2 separate regions of the Homo sapiens genome follow, and region 1 is linked to region 2. Evidence: chromatin contacts called from ENCODE Hi-C or POLR2A ChIA-PET data. All regions are on one chromosome and are shown on one strand. The core of a region is the stretch at or near the end of the contact, and the rest is flanking DNA. Distances in the headings are between cores, read along the strand shown.

Region 1 (6,688 bases), core at 3,948-6,447, 39 kb before region 2:
CTCCTGCCTCAGCCACCTGTGTAGCTGGGATTACAGGTGCCCACCACCACGCCCAGCTAATTTTTGTATTTTTAGTAGAGACGGGGTTTCACCATGTTGGCCAGGCTGGTCTCGAACTCCTGACCTCAGATGATCCACCTGCCTCGGCCTCCCAAAGTGCTGGAATTACAGGCATGGGCCACGACACCCGGCCTGTCCATATGTTATCTTTGGTTACTTGCAAGGCAGAGAAGCTGTGCTGGTACCAGTCAGTTCCTTGGCGGTAATAAGACTAACAGCAGCTCACATTTTTTGGGTGCTCACTCTGTGCCAGGCACTGTACATGAGGGGTGGCTGTTCATCCCTGGAATGGCAGGGCAAGAACTGAGTGAGGCATGCCAGGGAAGGACTCTGGTGGCCTGGAGGGTAAGGCCCTCGCTAGCTGGGGGACAACAACTGTTTAGCACCGTGATGGCCTGGCCAGTATAGCCAGATACTGCTGTTTGAAAAGAAAGCCAGAGGCCAAGCGTGGTGGCTCACGCCTGTAATCCCAGCACTTTGGGAGGCCGAGGCGGGTGGATCATCTGAGGTCAGGAGTTCCAGACCAGCCTGGCCAACATGGTGAAACCCCGTCTCTACTAAAAATACAAAAATTAGCCTGGTATGGTGGCACACACCTGTAATCCCAGCTACTTGGGAGGCTGAAGCAGGAGAATTGCCAGAACCTGGGAGACGGAGGTTGCAGTGAGCTGAGATCACGCCACGGCACTTCAGCCTGGGTGACAGGGAGACTCCCATTTCAAAAGAAAAAAAAAAAGAGGCCAGGCACGGTGGCTTACGCTTATAATCCCAGCACTTTGGGAACCCGAGGCGGGCGGATCACCTGAGGTCAGGAGTTCGAGAACAGCCTGACCAACATGGAGAAACCCCGTCTTTACTAAAGATACAAAATTAGCCGGGCTTGGTGGCAGGCGCCTGTAATCCCAGCTACTGGGGAGGCTGAGGCAGGAGAATCACTTGAACCCGGGAGGCGGAGGTTGTGGTGAGCCGAGATCACACCACTGCACTCCAGCCTGGGCAACAATAGTGAAACTCCGTCTCAAAAAAAAAAAAGAAAAGAGAAAGAAAAGCCAGACATGTTAATTTTTATATGGTATTTTCCAATTTCCTCAAATCTTAAAACAAATTCATAATTCAAGAAAAATCTTCTATGGGCAAATTGAGTTATATCTGGGGGCCAGTTTGCAAACTCTGCTTGTTTTGTTTTCTTAAACTTTGACACGCATCGTGTAAAGAAGCTGTTATCTGTTGTTCTGCAGATGAGGCAAGCAAAGCTCTTCAAGAGGGTGAATCACTTCCCCAAGATCACAGAGGCGGGAAGCCACAGGGTTGGGGGCCACCCGACTCCAAAGGCTTGTTTCTATGTTAGACTGCCTTTTGGATGGGCAAGAGGTCTGTTCAGATATAGCCAGAACTGGCACAGTGACAGAATATCTCCAGGGACAGTAAACTGTCAGTCAGGGTAGCATTGAGGGATTGTTGCAGATGCAAAACTCCCCACCTCCCTCTGCCACAACTCAACAATGGACATCTCTGTGCCCTTCATAAAATTAAGTCATCACAGAATCTTTTCTCCCAATTATGCATTCCTTATCATGACTGGATATTCATGTTTGGTGAATTTTTGTTTTTTTGTAAGCTAAGAATGTATGCTTAGGGGAGGTGCTGTTTGTGGAATAAATAGGTTTAAATTATTTGTGTCACTTGTCAAACTTCTTAACAAGCATACTGTGCAGTGACAGAGAAATAATTCCTAACTTTCCCACTGGACTGTGAGTTCCAGGGGTCTGTTTTACTTATAACTGTGTCCCCAGCACCTAGCACAATGTCTGACACATAATAGGTGCTCAGTAAATATCTGTGGATTGAATGAAGTGAATTGACTTGTCCAAGGTCATGTTGACCAAGATTTCTGATTACACCCACCTGATTTAGAAGCCCATGCTATCACCTCTACACCACTCTGCTTCTTGGAAAGAACCAAGGGAAAGAGGTCTCCAGGCACAGGATTGTGGGCCCAACAGATTGCATCCCCTCGAACTCCTCTAGTTTGGTTGGTGAAGGTGGTGATGGAAATAAGCACCTATGAACCAAGCCACTATCCACCATAATACCCTTTAGAAACTACACTTTATAATCTTGACAGCCCTGAGCCTGGCTTTTGGGGTATTTACAGAGGGTGGCAAGGGCAGGTCCTGGGTTTTGCAGTGGGACAAGTGAAGTTCTCATCTCAGTTCTGCTGTGTGACCTTGAGCTATGAATGCCCCTCTCTGAGCCTCTTCCTTCCTGCACCATGTGGATAAACAAGCTTACTTACGGGATTATGGGGTTGAAAGGAGATCATCAATGGAAGTGGCTGCCCAGTGACTGTGGATTTTTTGGAAACTGTTTTTTGAAAACTGTTGACATTGAGAACAGCCTTATCAGGAGCTGCCAGGCTTAGGGCCAAGGGGCCTCATCTATCAGGCTTTTCTGCTTTCAAGTAGGTATTAATAGGTACAGAAGGCCCTTATCTCTTCCTCAGTTTCATGCTAGGAATGCTGGTCTTCACTCCTTTCTGCTTCAGCAGGACCTGAAGGATTGTGGGACGGAGGGCGCCTACTTCTACCTGGATGTGTACTTGAATACTCTGGGGCGGGCAGGACTTTGGAAAACCCCCAACCTCAGCCTCACCAAGCCTGAAAAATAACCTTTTCATCTACTTGGTAAACTCAGGCCCTTTTGGCCTCAAATTTCCTCATCATAAAATGGAGCAATAATAATAGACATCTCTCTTTGCCAGCCACCACAGTTAAACCAGCACAGTGCTTGGTATATAATAGGTGCTTAATAAGTGTTTGTTGAATGACTTGGGTTTGAGAGGGCTTCACACAAATGAATGTTAGTGTTACTGGGACCCTGTGGGAAGGTGCAGGGAAAGGACACTCTTTCCATCTGGAATGGGAATGTGCTGGTTTCTCTTGCTCTCTGCCAGCACCTGCGTTGGTTGTTTAGAATGGGACCTACCCCTCAGCTTCTTTATGGAGAGGGGATGGGGAAGGGGGACAGGCAGACCTCAGGGCTGGGAATGCAGTGTAGGCCCAATTTGGTCACTGGTTGGCTTCACAGTTACTTTCTCCTGAAAGGGCCTCAGTTTTCCTATCCATACAGCAAGAGGCTTATGTGGTCTCTGTGGTCCCTTCTAGCTATGATACATTCTAGGATTTGCAATGAGTAATTTCAGAAACTACTCATTGGAGGGGAAAACAACTCCTGATTTCCTAAACCACCTCATAGTTTGTAAAACACTTTCCAATTCCTTATGCTTTTCATTCTCCTGGCAACCCTGGAAGGGGCCAGGGCAAGGTCTGTGTGCCCATTTGAAACTAAGGGTGAGAAGCATCCTCAGGAGCTGTGATTTGAGGCTGCACCACTCATTTTGATTATGCTGGTACACCAGTTTGCTTTCAAATGTGAGTATGCATAAAAATAACCTGGAAGCTTGGTGAGGTGGCAGTCACCTGGAGTACCAGCTATGCTGGAGGCTGAGGCGGGAGGATCTCTTGAGCCCAGGGGTTTGAGACTACCCTGGGCAACATAGTGAGACCTCGTCTATATAAAATAAATAGGAAAAAAAAAATAAGATACTGGCTTTTCTAATTCCCTAAGTGTCAAAAAAAAAAAAAGAAAAAGAATAACAAATATCACCTGGAAAGGGGACATGGCATTGTTAAAATGCAGATTCTTGGGCACCTAGAGATTTTAAATTGGCAGGGCCAGGGTGGGCCCAAAATTAGCAAGTGACCACGTGGTTCTGAAGCCAGTGGCCTAAGGACCACCCTTGCAGAACCGTGGTCTCCTTGTCACAGTCTAGGCAGCCTCTGGCTTAGCCTCTGTTTCTTTCATAACCTTTCTCAGCGCCTGCTCTGGGCCAGACCAGTGTTGGGAGGAGTCGCTACTGAGCTCCTAGATTGGCAGGGGAGGCAGATGGAGAAAAGGAGTGTGTGTGGTCAGCATTGGAGCAGAGGCAGCAGTGGGCAATAGAGGAAGTGAGTAAATCCTTGGGAGGGCTCCCTAGAAGTGATGTGTTTTCTTTTTTTGTTTTAGAGACAGGATCTCGCTCTGTCGCCCAGGCTGGTGTGCAGTGGCATGATCATAGCTCACTGCAGCCTCGACTTCTCGGGCTCAAGCAATCCTCCCACCTCAGCCTCCCAAGTAGCTGGGACTACGGGCACACGCCACCATGCCTGGCTAATTTTTGTATTTTTTGTAGAGATGGGTCTTCACCATGTTGATCAGGCTGGTCTCGAACTCCTGGGCTCATGCGATCCACCCCGCCAGCTGATTACAGGGATTCCGGTGGTGAGCCACCGCGCCCAGACGCCACTTCATCGTATTGTAAACGTCTGTTACCTTTCTGTTCCCCTGTCTACTGGACTGTGAGCTCCTTAGGGCCACGAATTGAGGATGGGGCACAGAGCAAGCTCTCCAAACGTTTGTTGAATGAGTGAGGGAATGAATGAGTTCAAGCAGATGCTATACGTTGGCTGTTGGAGATTTTGGCTAAAATGGGACTTGCAGGAAAGCCCGACGTCCCCCTCGCCATTTCCAGGCACCGCTCTTCAGCTTGGGCTCTGGGTGAGCGGGATAGGGCTGGGTGCAGGATTAGGATAATGTCATGGGTGAGGCAAGTTGAGGATGGAAGAGGTGGCTGATGGCTGGGCTGTGGAACTGATGATCCTGAAAAGAAGAGGGGACAGTCTCTGGAAATCTAAGCTGAGGCTGTTGGGGGCTACAGGTTGAGGGTCACGTGCAGAAGAGAGGCTCTGTTCTGAACCTGCACTATAGAAAGGTCAGTGGGATGCGGGAGCGTCGGGGCGGGGCGGGGCCTATGTTCCGGTGTCCCCACGCCTCCAGCAGGGGACGCCCGGGCTGGGGGCGGGGAGTCACACCGCGCCTGGTACCATCCGGACAAAGCCTGCGCGCGCCCCGCCCCGCCATTGGCCGTACCGCCCCGCGCCGCCGCCCCATCCCGCCCCTCGCCGCCGGGTCCGGCGCGTTAAAGCCAATAGGAACCGCCGCCGTTGTTCCCGTCACGGCCGGGGCAGCCAATTGTGGCGGCGCTCGGCGGCTCGTGGCTCTTTCGCGGCAAAAAGGATTTGGCGCGTAAAAGTGGCCGGGACTTTGCAGGCAGCGGCGGCCGGGGGCGGAGCGGGATCGAGCCCTCGCCGAGGCCTGCCGCCATGGGCCCGCGCCGCCGCCGCCGCCTGTCACCCGGGCCGCGCGGGCCGTGAGCGTCATGGCCTTGGCCGGGGCCCCTGCGGGCGGCCCATGCGCGCCGGCGCTGGAGGCCCTGCTCGGGGCCGGCGCGCTGCGGCTGCTCGACTCCTCGCAGATCGTCATCATCTCCGCCGCGCAGGACGCCAGCGCCCCGCCGGCTCCCACCGGCCCCGCGGCGCCCGCCGCCGGCCCCTGCGACCCTGACCTGCTGCTCTTCGCCACACCGCAGGCGCCCCGGCCCACACCCAGTGCGCCGCGGCCCGCGCTCGGCCGCCCGCCGGTACGGACCCCAGGGACGCCGCGCCGACAGCGCCGCCTGTGCCCCCCGCGCAGACCCGGGAGGGCGCCGTGTTTGGCCTGGAGGCGGCAGGGGGCGGGGGAGGGGTTGACTGAGGCGCCCAGGCTGGGCGGTGCAGAGCCGGGGTTGGGCCTCCGGGCCCCGCCCTGGGGTGCGGGGTGACCTCGGGCCGGTCCCTGTTTGCTGCTCTGTGCTCTGCGCCTCAGCTTCCTCACCGGAGCCTCCCCAGCGTCGGACTCAGTGATAATAATAGCCCACGTGTATTCAACTGGCGTTTACTGCATGCCAGGCCTTTGGGCGACTTCAAGCCAGCTAAAACTCACAACCCCGCTGTGAGCTGTGTTGTCACTGTGCCCATCTGACGGAGGAGGAACTGAGGCCCAGAGAGGGAAAGTGACTTGCCCCTGGTCACACGGCTGCAGGTGGTGGGGCTGGGATTTGAACTGAGGCCTGCTGGCTTCAGCTCAGAATTTGCATCTCGGTAGTGAGCACAGCTGCTAGGGGAAGTGAAGGCGGGGCGGAGGAAAGTCCTGGGGCCTAACCGTTGGTGAGCCATTGAGGAGACCCTCCTTCCTGCCTCGATGCTGACTGCCAGGTGCAGGCCTGGCCGGCCAGGCCTCTGGGGACAGCCCTCCTGGCTGGGAGGCCTTCTCTGCAGGGGCGGGGCAGCTGGACCAGCTGCTGATCCCCTCCCTCTGCCTGTCCTTCCATCTGCCACCCTCCACCCTCCCAGGCCCTGGTTGCCATGGAACCTCATTAATCAGGCAGGCCGACCCCTGAGTCTCTGTAGAAGGACTAGGTGGGCTGGGCCTCTGGGAGCTGGAGAGGAGGCCCCCAGTGCCAGGAGAGAAAATGTCTCAGGGAGATCCTTTAATAAAGCCCTCCCTGATCGCTGAGCTCAAGACGAATTCAGACTGGAGGGCCCAGAAGAGGCGGCTGAATTCCAGTGGGAGAAGGGATTGGAGGCGTAGAAGCCTGGAGCTGGGAACTGTGGGGCACAGGGCAGGGTGTGGAGACCAGTTTGACTGGCGCAGCCTATGGGTGAAGGTGGGGCTCTGGTGTGCAGGCGGGGTCTGGCCAGGCAGGATGGGG
Region 2 (6,070 bases), core at 487-2,986:
ACAAGGCCCGCCCCTCAGGCCTCCTAACCTTCTCTTAGCTCACGATGGAAAAGGTCACCTGCACCATCATCTTTGGAAATGAGCACGTCGATGCCCGAGGAAAGAGGCAGGTAGTCAACGTTTTGGTTTCACAAGAACTACAGACACTCCAGAGTTGGAAGGGCCCTGCGGAGCCGCTGGCACAGCCCCCACCGCAATCTGGGCAGGGCTGCTCTCGACAGCTGGCCATCTGGCCCGTGCTGGAACAGTCCATGCTCCGCTGGCTATTCTTCCGTTTGGTTCAGACACGCTACCACCCAGTTTTCTGCAAACAGCTTAAAAAAAAAAATCTAAGGAAGTTGGTTTGGTCTACTGACCTGGGAGCCTGGAAACCTTGTTTCTAGTTCAGTTCTGAAGAAAGCCTCCAAGAAGTGTTCTATTTTCAGTGATTTATTCAATTCTACAGTTTCCAGGACAGATGGCCATCCGGTCATTCTGTTTTCATTTTGAAGAGCTCACTACCGTACAATTCCAGCTGTGCTGAACCTTCAAACGCACTTGTTGCGATATCCTCTAGAACTACCCAGAATGATGTCTATACCCTTTGCAAGCAGGTGACAAGCCGAGGCTTACTAACTCTGGGACAGGGCTGTACAAAGTAAAGCATGGGTTTTCTGTCTGGAAGCTGAAGATGTCAAGTTGACACTAAGCAGTGATGAACTCCTGGTGACCTTCTGGCCCAAATGGGCAAAGGAAATCCACGCTGCAGAGAGCGGGCAGCAGCCAAGGCCAGGTGTGGACTTGTGGTGGCAAGATGTGTCCTGTTTCCAGACAGACATTTCTAACCCAGCACTGCCCTAGAAATAATCTACGCAATCGGTGACCCCACGGTCACCCAACCGTGCCTGAGCGGATCTGCTAGAGCACCAGCCCTGGAGCTGCAGGGCCCCCCAGTGTGGAGTGCCCCCACCTCCCGAAGTGGACTGCCTAGGCCTAGGCTTAAACAACTTCTTGAGTCACCTTCCCCACTGGATGAGTCAGGCACGGTGCAGGCAAGTGGGGACAAAAAGGACAAGCAAAGACGTGAAACCCAGCCCTCAAGAAACTCTGGGGACATCTGGCATCTTTGGTCTTCTCTGGTCCCTGCAATCATTCCTCACTTGGCCGACCATAATGTCCCACAACTCATCAGTGTTCCTTGGCGGGTGGTGCTGAGCACTGGTCTCACCCTAGACATGTCTGGCTGATGGCCAGTCACATGTTGCATCTCTTTTTAGTTTCTAGGTTTCTGAAGAGCCTGCGCTTGACTGATACCTTCTGTACCACCATGCCAGCTCCTCTTTGCCTTTTATGTCACTGCAAATATGAACTGTAGAGGTCAGTCCTCTAAGCAGGCTGAATTTCCACTCCCCACCTGGTAGCTGAGGTGCTGTCAGCAGAGGCTGGGAACCACGCAAGGAACCTGGATTCGCTCCTGCGCCTCTAGCTGCCTACCCCGCCCCAATGGTGCTCCTCCTCCTGACCAGAGAGTTGGAGAATTTCAGAAAGGGATTCTTGAAATGTGAATAGAAGGTCCTGGGCAGAGGCCCTCGTGACTTCTGTGTGAAACTGACCAGAATTAACACAGCAGAAGGTTTGCAAACTGAGCTTCAGTGTGGAATACTGCCCAGGTTTGCAGATCAGCCTCTGGGCAGCACGAGCAGGGTGGAAGAGCATTACAAAGATTCAGAAAACGAAACTGTCACAGCAACCACAGCCCACAAGAGCAGGCCAGGCTCTGCACACCAAACCTAAGCCTTAGCCACAGAAATGGGCATCGAGCCCTAATAAATATTATTTTGTTGGTTTTGGCTCCTTATTCCAACCAGTAAAAGCATGAGCTACCCTGGCTAGTTTTATGGCCACTGGAGATTTTAAAAACCTGCTCAAGACCGGACACAGTGGCTCATGCCTGTAATCCTGGCACTTTGGGAGGCCAAGGTGGGGGGATCACCTGAGGTCCGGGGTTTGAGACCAGCCTGACCAACAAGGAGAAACCCCGTCTCTACTAAAAATACAAAATTAGTTGGGCGTGGTGGCGCATGCCTGTAATCCCAGCTACTCAGAAGGCTGAGGCAGGAGACTCGCTTGAACCTGGGAGGCAGAGGTTACCGTGAGCCGAGATTGCGCGATTGCACTCCAGCCTGGGAGACAAGAGAGAAACTCCCGTCTCAAAACAAACAAACAAACAAAATAACAATAAAAAACCTGCTTAAGGTGTTAATCCAACAAATCCATGAAAAACTAGTAAGCTGTTGTAATGGCTCTGTGACCTGTGAGACAGCCATGTCTCATGCAAATGTGGCCCTGTCCGGGGTACTGACTCCGTCCCCCTTAGAGTTCCCCACCAAGGACTGTGGCTTAAGGAGGCAGATGGGGTCGGGGGATACCCATGTATTAGGCTGACTGGAAAACTGTGGGGCTTATGTGTTCCACAGCAAAGGAACATGATTCTCTGCTGTTGTTTCACTGGTCACACCTTACTTTAGGCAATGGAAATCTAGGCATTTTAAAGGTGTCGTGCACTAGATTTCTTTGTAAGACTGAAAATGCTTGGTTAGAGTAAATTAGGGACTTGAAATTCTTTAATTTTGCCTTTTTTTTTTTTTTTTTGAGACAGAGTTTTGCTCTGTTGCCCAGGCTGGAGTGCAGTGGTGGAATCTCGGCTCACTGCAACCTCTGGCTCACAGGTTCAAGAGATTCTCTTGCCTCAGCCTCCTGAGTAGCTAGGATTACAGGTGTGTGCCACCACACCCGGCTGATTTTTCTATTTTTTTTTTATTAGAGACAGGGTTTCACCATGTTGGCCAGGTTGGTCTTGAATTCCTGACCTCAAGTGATCTGCCTGCCTCGGTCTCTCAAAGTGCTGGGATTACAGGAGTGAGCCACTGCGCCCAGCCAGGACTTGAAATTCTTACAGTAAGATGTACCTGTATCCAAGGAGAAGGCTACCTGTGTGGATCCCTTTTCCTTTATGGTACTGACAACTTTTATTTTAGACTCTGGTCAGTGCACAGAAGGTGGAGATTTAAACTTGTGCTTCAAAGGCCAGCTGGAGCAGGGCCAATTAAACTTACTCCAACTGATTTCTGGGTGTGAGAGGATGCCAGAGGCTCAAAGATGGAGAGCAGGAGGGGTCGGGGTCCTCAGACTCCCATCAAAACCAAAAAGACAGGCCGGGCATGGTGGCTCACGCTTGTAATCCCTGCACTTTGGGAGGCCAAGGCAGGTCACCTGAGGTCAGGAGTTCGAGATCAGCCTGGCCAACATGGTGAAACCCTGTCTCTACTAAAAATACAAAAATTAGCTGGGCGTGGTGGTGGGCGCCTGTAATCTCAGCTACTCGGGAGGCTGAGGCAGGAGAATTGCTTGAACCTGGAAGGCAGAGGTTGCAGTGAGCCAAGATCATGCCACTGCACTCCAGCCTGGGCAACAGAGTGAGACTTTGTGTTAAAAAACCACCACAACAACAAAAAACAAAACCCAAAAAGACAGGGAAGAATGTGGGAGGCAGTTCCTAACATTCTGAAAGGGATATGAGTGATGTCCCATTTGAAAATGGGAAGCTAGGAAGAAAAATTGATCAGCTTTTCCCAAAATGGTTCACATTTCATAAAACCTTTCTGATGAGCTCAAGGAGGGACGCTATCAGATAACACAAGAGAAGGAAACAGAAGTTGTGTGCCTGATGATAAATCAACATAGTAGATATAATGACCTGTAACTATGAGGTCTGAAGAATTCTTTGAGGTCCAGGAGGGCTTTTCAGATGAGACCAGGCCTTGACAGTGGGGGCAAGTCCTACCAACCTGCACAGCACATCCAGCAGGACAACTGTGGCTCAGCAGGTGCCAAATGGAGCCCATGGGCAGAAGATGCCCACAGCGTTCCAGATGTGTGTGGTCTGAGAGATAAAAGGACACAGAACAAGATGACTGTGCAAATAGCCAAGTGGTGGCAGAAGTTCTGCATTTCCAAGAGATGATCCACTCAATAATTTGACGATACTAGTTGGCCAACATGCTCAGAGAAAACAGACTATCCACAACTGAGCCTCATTCTCTCTCAGATCAATCCATGTGCTGGAAACTATTTTCTGCACAAGCAAAATCAAATGAGAAAAAAAACAGGTCCCAAACTAAAGTAGCCAGCAAGGTTGGAAAATCTTGTCCAAAATCATCTGTGATGTGGGGGAAGTTTTATTTGTTTTATGTTTTTGCTACTACGGGTGCTTTTATTGCAACAGTGACTTCTTTCCTGTGGACTCTGAGATCTTATCAAGTCTGAACAGCAGGGTTGAGAAGAGTCCTGAATGCCGCCTGTTGCTTACCCAAGTCCCCGTGAGGCCAATCAGTGTCATCTGCTGAGGATGGAGATGGGGCCGAAGGAGCTATTCAGGGGTGAGGCAGGCCGCTCCCTGACCGAGGGGCCTCCTCCACAGCCTGCTGCCTGCCGCCTGCCGCCTCCAGCCTGGCTGAGCACATTGGACAGTCTGCTGACTCAAGGAGATGGGGAGGGGAGCTGGTGGTCTACACTGAAAAGGGGCCGGCTAAGTCAGCTTCAGTGGAGAGAGGAACAAACCAGGAAAGCCATGGAGGAGGCAGCTCAGGCTGGCTGCCCATGTGCAGAGAATGGCACACTGGCTCCGCAGACAGCAAGTGCACAGAGAGGCTGTGGGGTGTTATTATTCAGGCTTGGACTCTTCCTGCCTCCAATTCATTTCTTGCTGATGACCCGGCAGCTACATGCACGGGTTCCAACAGTCAGTCCCTCAGCCCAAGCACTCTGTGGTGCTGAGCAGCCATCAGGGTAAGCAGAGTCCGGGGCTCAGAGTCCGTTGGTGTCGATAGCTGTCACAGAAGCAGGTGTTGAGGAACGCGATGTGGTTGCCGAGGTCTTGTCGAGGGCTGGGCTGGGCACGCTGCAGTCGGCGGACCTGGCAGAGGAGCCCCTGCCTACAGGAAGCAGCGGCCGGCCCTGGCCGTGGGGGCTCTGGCCATGCAGGTTCTGACCACAGAGGCGGTGGTGCCGCTCCCAGTCCTTGTGCTGGCAGAAAGAGCCACAGTATCGCGCGATATTGCAGCCACTGCATGTCTCGCTGGCTTTGCGGCCACAGTTCCAGCAGTTCTGCAAGACACAGGCATCAGTTAGTGGTTGCTGGGATTGAGGGGCAGGCTTGCCATTCATTCCCTGCACAGTAAAGCAAGGGGCTGTATGTAGAGAACCCCAGCTTTGGAACTACATACACCTGTGGTCAACTCCGCCCTCTACTGCTGTTTAACTATGAGAAATACACACTGCCTTTCTGAGTTTCCTTCATCTGTAAAACAAGAAAACTACTTCCCTGCAAGATGACAGGAACAGTGAAATGAGATGTGTGTGTGAAAATACCTTACACAGCACCAGCCTAGGGCAGGTGGCCATCTCTCCTGCCTAAGGCATGGACTCATCTTTTGGCTCATTTTAATAGTCAGAAACCAAACCAAACTCTGTGCCAGGGTCTCCCCCAAGAGCCATCTATCCTAAGACCACATGTGTTAAGACGAACATTTATCCTACTCCTTTCTGCATGTGCCACCATGCCTGGCTAATTTTTGTAATTATACATTATATACACACACACACACACACACACACACACACACACATTATATACTATATATATATATATATATATATATATATATATATATATATATATATATATATATATATATATAGTAGAGATGAGGTTTTGCCATGTTGGCCAGGCTACGCTTGAACTCCTGGGCTCAAGTGATCTGCCTGTCTCAGCCTCCCAAAGTGTCAGGATTATAAGCGCCCAGCTGATATTGCTTCCCTCATTAGAGAATAATCTTCATTGTTTTTACTGATAATCTGACTCAACGAAGGCTGCTGCTGCTGTTTTGTTTTTTCTTTTGGAGACAGGGTCTTGCTATGTTGCCCAAGCTGGACTTGACCTCCTAGGCTCCAGGGATCCTCCCACACTCCCACCTTAGCCTCCTGAGTAGCTGGGACTACAGGCATGTGCCACCATGCCTGGCTGATTCTT

Evidence for each region. A loop is a pair of places that touch in the nucleus more often than their neighbours do. ChIA-PET counts read pairs that join two places held with the same protein, here RNA polymerase II (POLR2A). Pooled maps may share reads with other maps.
Region 1: a pooled map shows a loop between it and region 2 (3-fold over the local background). The contact joins the promoter of E2F1 here to the enhancer-like site in region 2. A Hi-C loop is called at or near these places in 5 of 50 pooled maps. POLR2A ChIA-PET finds 5 or more read pairs at or near these places in 6 of 52 experiments (H1, HepG2, K562 and 3 more).

Annotation. Positions count from the first base shown.
Region 1 is chr20:33,684,894-33,691,581 of GRCh38, reverse strand. E2F1 (E2F transcription factor 1) reads left to right here and starts at 5,197. Exons shown (of 7, transcript NM_005225.3): 1 at 5,197-5,578. The coding sequence starts at 5,318. RefSeq lists silencers at 4,858-5,357, 5,468-5,827.
Region 2 is chr20:33,643,422-33,649,491 of GRCh38, reverse strand. CBFA2T2 (CBFA2/RUNX1 partner transcriptional co-repressor 2) reads right to left here. Exons shown (of 11, transcript NM_001032999.3): 11 at 1-5,145. The coding sequence ends at 4,846. Among named protein-coding and RNA genes, the nearest start is that of C20orf144, 16 kb to the left of the region's middle. Within about 2 kb of position 1,736, at least 8 of the 41 ENCODE cell types and tissues checked have a DNase peak (open chromatin) inside an H3K27ac peak, as active enhancers do.